Regions from separate parts of the Homo sapiens genome. Here region 2 is linked to region 1. A link is an interaction called in ENCODE POLR2A ChIA-PET data of the cell type or tissue named here. Cell type or tissue: PC-9. All regions are shown on one strand. Each heading gives the region's core, and the rest is flanking DNA. Links, peaks and the distances in the headings are about the cores only.

Region 1 (2,901 bases), core at 156-2,655:
TGAGAGGAGTGGGTGGCAAGGGGGAGAGGACAAAGAAAGCCAGCCTGGTTAGATTTGTTGGAGCTACATTTGCATCTCAGATCGTTTTTGCACAGACTGGTTTTCTCTTTCTTTTCTTTCTTTTCTTTTCTTCCTTCCTTTCTTCCTTCCTTTTCTTCCTTCCTTTCTTCCTTCCTTCCTTTTCTTTCTTCCTTCCTTCCTTCCTTCCTTTTCTTTCTTTTTCTTTCTTCCTTTTCTTTCTTTCTTTCTTTTTCTTTCTTTTCTTTCTTTCTTTTCTTTCTTTTTTTTTTTTTGAGACAGAGTCTCACTCTGTCACCCAGGCTGGAGTGCAGTGGCACGATCGCAGCTCACTGCAACCTCCGCCTCCCAGGTTCAAACGATTCTCCTCCCTCAGCCTCCCAAATAGCTGGGATTACAGGCACGTGCCACCATGCCCAGCTAATTTTTGTATTTTTAGTACAGACAGGGTTTCACCACATTAGCCAGGCTGATCTCGAACTCCTCACCTCAAGTGATCCGCCCGACTCTGCCTCCCAAAGTGCTGGGATTACAGGCGTGAGCCACTGCACCCGGCCTGAATTTCTATGTGGGATGACTTGGAAGGGGTTGAGGGACACGGGTTAGGGGTGGCTAGAGCACCCCCTGCCTCTACTATTTGGTGCTGCCACTGTGGGGTGCATGGTGTCTCACACATTTCCGTTCTGATCATAACTGCATGGTGGCTTCATGCGTATGCATGCAAGCAGTATGCAGATCACGTTTAAGCTTATATGCGTGGGTCTGATGGGTGCTGATCGTGGCCGTACTCTCAGCAGGTGTGTAAATTTAGGTTTTTGTGTGCTTGCAGTGTGTGCATGCAGTCGATTTTTTTTTCTTCCTTTTTTTTTGAGACAGAGTCTCGCTCTGTCGCCCAGGCTGGAGTGCAGTGGCATAAACTTGGCTCACTGCAACCTCTGTCTCCTGGGTTCAAGCGATTCTCGGGCCTCAGCCTACCGAGTAGCTGGGACTACAGGTGTGCACTACCACACCTGGCTAATTTTTGTATTTTTAGTAGACAGGGGGTTTTGCCATGTTGACCATGGCTGGTCTTAAACTCCTGACCTCAGGTGATCCACCCGCCTTGGCCTCCCAAAGTGCTGGGATTATAGGTGTGAGCCACCGCGCCCGGCCTCACATGCAGTTTTCAGTTTGGGCTTGTGCATGCATGCTCGGTCACTTGCACAGGCTCTATGTTCATGCATGTGCAAGTTAGAAGAGGGTTTTTTGGGCTGCCTCTGATGGTGCAGACGCCCCTCATGGCCCTAGAGCAGGGATCCCCAACTCCTGGGCCACAGACTGGTACTAGTCTGTGACCTTTTAGAATCCGGGCTGCAAAGCAGAAGGTGAGCGCAGGCATGTGAGCGAAGCTTCATCTGTATTTACAGCCACTCCCCATTGCTCACATGACTGCCTGAGCTCCACCTCCTGTCATATGAGTGGCAGCATTAGATTATCAAAGGAGCAGGGGCCCGGCATGGTGACTCATGCCTGTCATGTCAGCACTTGGGAGGCCAAGGCGGGAGGATCTCCTGAGGTCAGGAGTTTGAGACTAGTCTGGCCAACATGGTAAAACTCCATCTCTACTAAAAATACAAAAAATTAGCCGGGTGTGGTGGTGTGAGCCTGTAGCCTGGGCAACAGAGTGAGATTCTGTCTCAAAAAAAAAAAAAAAAAAATTCTCATAGGAGCGGGAACTGTATTGTGAACGGCACATGCGAGGGATCTAGGTTGCACACTCCTTATGAGAATCTAGGCTGGGTGCGGTGGCTCACACCTGTAATCCCAGCACTTTGGGAGGCTGAGGCAGGCAGATCATGAAGTCAGGAGTTCGAGACCAGCCTGACCAACATGGTGAAACCCCGTCTCTACTAAAAATACAAACATTAGCCGGGTGTGGTGGTGCGTGCCTGTAATCCCAGCTACTCGGGAGGCTGAGGCAGGAGAATCGCTTGAACCCAGGAGGCGGAGATTGCAGTGAGCCGAGATCACGCCACTGCACTCCAGCCTGGGCAATGGAGTGAGACTCCATCTCAAAAAAAAAACAAAAACAAAAAAAAAAAAACAAACACAAAAACAAGAGAATCTAGTGCCTGATGATCTGTCACTGTCTCCCATCACCCCCAGAATGGACTGTCTAGTGCAGGAAAACAAGCTCGGGGCTCCCACTGATTCTACATGATGATGAATTGTATAATTATTTCATTATGTATTACAACGTAATATAAATAAAGTGCACGATAAATGGAATGTGCTTGAATTGTCCAGAAAGTATCCCCTGTCCCCCTGGGTCCATGGAAAAATTGTCTTCCATGAAACTGGTCCCTGGTACCAAAAAGGTTGGGGACCACGGCAGGTGCAAGGGGTGGCTTGTCTTAGGACCTGGCTCTGGCCTTCTGGACCTCTTCCCTGTCCCAGGGGTGCATTGTGGGAAGCAGGCAGCAGTGGGGAACTGACCTCCGCCAGCTCTCTGAGCAGCTCCGCGACCTTTCCCAGCTGCGCCGCCTTGACAGGTCTTGGGACCCTGCCAAGCTGGAGAAAAGAGAATCTCTTCCTGGTTCTTCACCGGTGGGGCGGCTGTCTGGGGTCTCCCCAGGCTGGCTGTGGGAAGGGGCCCCAAGGCCCAGGTCCTGCAGATACTCGCTGCCCTGAAGGGCCCCCAAATCCAGGCTGAGGTCCTCCATACTCTCGCTGAGCCGCCTGGGAAAATCATCCTCCTGTAGGTTGGGAAGGTGAGGAGGGAGAAGAAGACATTGACCAAGGGGCAGCAGAACCTGGGGTCTCTTGACCACAAGGTCCCTGCTCCCAACATCCAGACCCTGCCTGTCCCCTACCTGTCCCTCCTGGGCTCAGCGCCCTCCTCAC
Region 2 (2,901 bases), core at 402-2,901, 150 kb before region 1:
CAAGACCCCCTCATGGCAGACTCCAGGGCACCCAGAGCCCGAGCTCAGGGCTGGGTGCATGCGGCTGACCTTGATGGTGTCGTAGGCGCCGGTGATGAGCGCGATGAAGAGGCTGAGCACCATGTAGATGAAGAGGCTGATGAAGGAGTAAAGGTAGAGCTGGGAGAAGAGCCACACCAGGCTGCTGCGGCCCTGCTGCGCCTGCATGGCGGCGAACGTCACAAACATGTCGTCCCCATTGATGAGCGAGAACAGGCACTCAGACACCATGGAGAGTGAGCGGAACTGCCAGAGGGGCGGCGGGGTCAGAGGGAGCCAAGGCATGGCCAGGAACCGGGGGCTGGGGTCAGGCTGGGGTCCCATGCAAATGGCTAGGAGCTGGTGGCTGGGGCCCCACATGAATGGCCGGGTCCCGGGCTGCGGTCACCATGTGAATGGTCGGGTTCCAGGCTAGGGCCCCTGTGAATGGCCGGGTCCCAGGCTGGGGTCCCACGTGAATGGCCGGGACCCAGGCTGGGGTCCCACGTGAATGGCCGGGTCCCAGGCTGGGGTCACTATGTGAATGGCCAGGTCCCAGGCTGGGGTCCCATGTGAATGGCCGGGACCACGGGTCAATGACAGGGCCACAGGGCCGACCTAGGGTCTGGGTAGATAGAGCAGGAGGGGAGTAATTCAGGTCGAAATAGGGTCATCAACAACTGTGACAACAATAATGGCACAGGGTCAGTGTCAGGGTCACCAAGGACCACAGGGGACAGTGGACAGACTCCCAGCAGTCACCAAGGGGTCATCTGGGGGTCACAGTGTCAATGACAAGGTCACAGGGTCAATGTCAGGGACATCAGGGGTTAGATGTACCTTCACATGATAGGGCCCCAGCACGATCCAGCCACAGAAGCAGTAGCCCAGGTAGATGACAGCCACGCAGCAGCAGAAGCGCATGACGCTGGGCAGGGCCACCCGCAGTGTGGCGATGAGGATCTGGGTTGGGGCAGAGGGAGCCTCGTTGAGGGTGTGGCCACAACTCAGGTCAGCTGTGGGCACCCAGATGGGGGTGGGAGGGGCGGGGCCTTGCCGAGGGCACAGCCGGTGTGGTCATGGGAGCCAGTGGGTGCCTAGAGGGGGCGTGGCCACGTCTGAGGGGGTCCGAGGGCAACGCACGGCTAGACTCAGCTGGGTGGGCACAAAGGAGCAGGCTCCCGGGGCCCCGCGCAGGTGCAGTGACAGATATATCTGGTGTGGGCAGGTAGGAGGAGGAGGCTTGCAAGGGGCCATTGGCCGGGGCTGGTGAGGGCTGCGTGTGTAGGGATTTATTTGGAGGGTGTGGAGTAACCATGTGGAAGGCCCAGCTGCATGTGCAAAACTCACATTGTAGTTGTGGAAGAAGGTCAGGTAGCGGATCACGCCCACCCACACCAGCAGCGTCGAGGTGCCCAGGAGGATGCTGCAGACGTCGTAGCTCGCCAAGTTCTGCGGGTGGGAGCTGCGTCAACCTATCTGGCCCAGCCCTTCCTTTGGGGGGCCTGGGGGAGGATATGGCCCCGGATAGGCACTGACAGCAGGGATGGGACCTGGGGCCCAGGGTGTTGGCAGGACGCACCTTGGCCTCGATGCCGATCTTCATGATGGTGCCCGAGATGGTGAGCACATCGCTGGTGACGAGCAGGATGTACCAGCCATTGACAAATTCCAGCCGCTCCCACAGGCTGATGACCCGTCCCCGCTGCCGCCACATGAACCCCACAAACTCCTGCAGAAGGCAGGCGGGGTGAGGGCCTGACCAGGCACAGGACCCTCAAAGCCCTGGCTTTTATCGCCCCAGGGCCAGGCGGGGAGGACACCAGCACACATGACGCAGAAGCCTCACGTTCTGCAGCAGGAAGCCTCGAAGGAGTGAGCGGGCGCAGAGGAGGAAGGACAGGGAGCAGGTGAGGATGACCACCACGTCAAACAGGAGCCGGAAGCTGTTGTCTCCTGCGGGGAGGGCAGAGCGGGTAGGGCCAAGGATGGCATGGAGCCTTGGGAGGCTAGCATTGGTGCCAGGCCAGGCTGGAGACCTAGGGGGCTGCACGGCTGGTTTTGGTTGGTCAGTGGGCTCAGGGCTTGCTTGGGGTGAGTCAAGAACCCCGGTCAGTGCTGGTCTGGGGCTTGGGGGATCTCAGCACAGGACGGGGTCCCTGGTCTGTGCTGATCTGAGGCTCAGCGGATTCCTGGGGAGGTCACGGCCCCCAGGCAGCGCTGATCTGGGGCTTGGGGAATCCCAGGACAGGCCAGGGCCCCTGGTCAGTGCTGGTCTGGGGCTCAGGGGCTCACCGTGCTGGAAGACACTGGGGTGCTTACACTCCTGGATGTGGGCCTGGGTCTCCAGGCTGATGGGGATCCGCCCACTGTGTGCTTTGTTGTCAAACGTGATCTGTGGGGGCCAGTTGGGGGCAGAGTAAACCTTGGCAGCCCCAAGCCCCAAGGTCCACATGACAGGTGGCCTGACAGACCCCGGGCTCCCTCCCTCATCACCCGCACGCTTGCCCTTGGCCAGTGCTCCCAAGACACTCCCTGACCAGGTCCCTGCCCTGGAACTCAGGAGCCCTGTGGGTTCCCGGGGGGCCTCACCAGGACGCTGAAGGTATAGCAGTCCGGGATCTCATTATTGATGAGGCTCTGGAGGTTAATGGTCTTCAGCCGGAAGTGGATGGTGACATTGACCAGCCTAGGCAGGAGGCTCGGGTGAGGGTCAGGGGCGTCTTCGGGTCCCTTCCGGCCCCAAGTGCCAGCGTCCCCTGCCACGTGCTGACTCTGCAGCTGGCAGGGGAAGTGCTCACCCAGCAGGCACCAGCGCGGGCGGGGGGGCCCTGTCCCCACCTTAGGGAAGTAGTTGCTGGGGTGAGAGTGCCTAGTGTGCTG

Evidence for each region. Peaks named below come from ENCODE experiments on the same cell type or tissue, not always from the same donor. Only the 100,000 strongest peaks of a DNase experiment are listed, where the experiment ranks them.
Region 2: POLR2A ChIA-PET joins it to region 1 with 9 read pairs; 7 of 35 experiments call an interaction of 5 or more read pairs at or near these places.

The regions. Positions count from the first base shown.
Region 1 is chr19:7,372,664-7,375,564 of GRCh38, reverse strand. It overlaps ARHGEF18 (Rho/Rac guanine nucleotide exchange factor 18), which reads right to left. Exons shown (of 29, transcript NM_001367823.1): 3 at 2,494-2,753. Among named protein-coding and RNA genes, the nearest start is that of ARHGEF18-AS1, 21 kb to the left of the region's middle. RefSeq lists enhancers at 524-1,128, 1,129-1,733. In PC-9, for the core only: no CTCF peak of the experiment used is centred there; a DNase peak (open chromatin) is centred at 1,494.
Region 2 is chr19:7,527,670-7,530,570 of GRCh38, reverse strand. MCOLN1 (mucolipin TRP cation channel 1) reads right to left here. Exons shown (of 14, transcript NM_020533.3): 6 at 2,611-2,707; 7 at 2,314-2,413; 8 at 1,868-1,974; 9 at 1,601-1,750; 10 at 1,369-1,470; 11 at 859-981; 12 at 70-285. Among named protein-coding and RNA genes, the nearest start is that of MCOLN1, 6.5 kb to the right of the region's middle. In PC-9, for the core only: no CTCF peak of the experiment used is centred there; no DNase peak of the experiment used is centred there.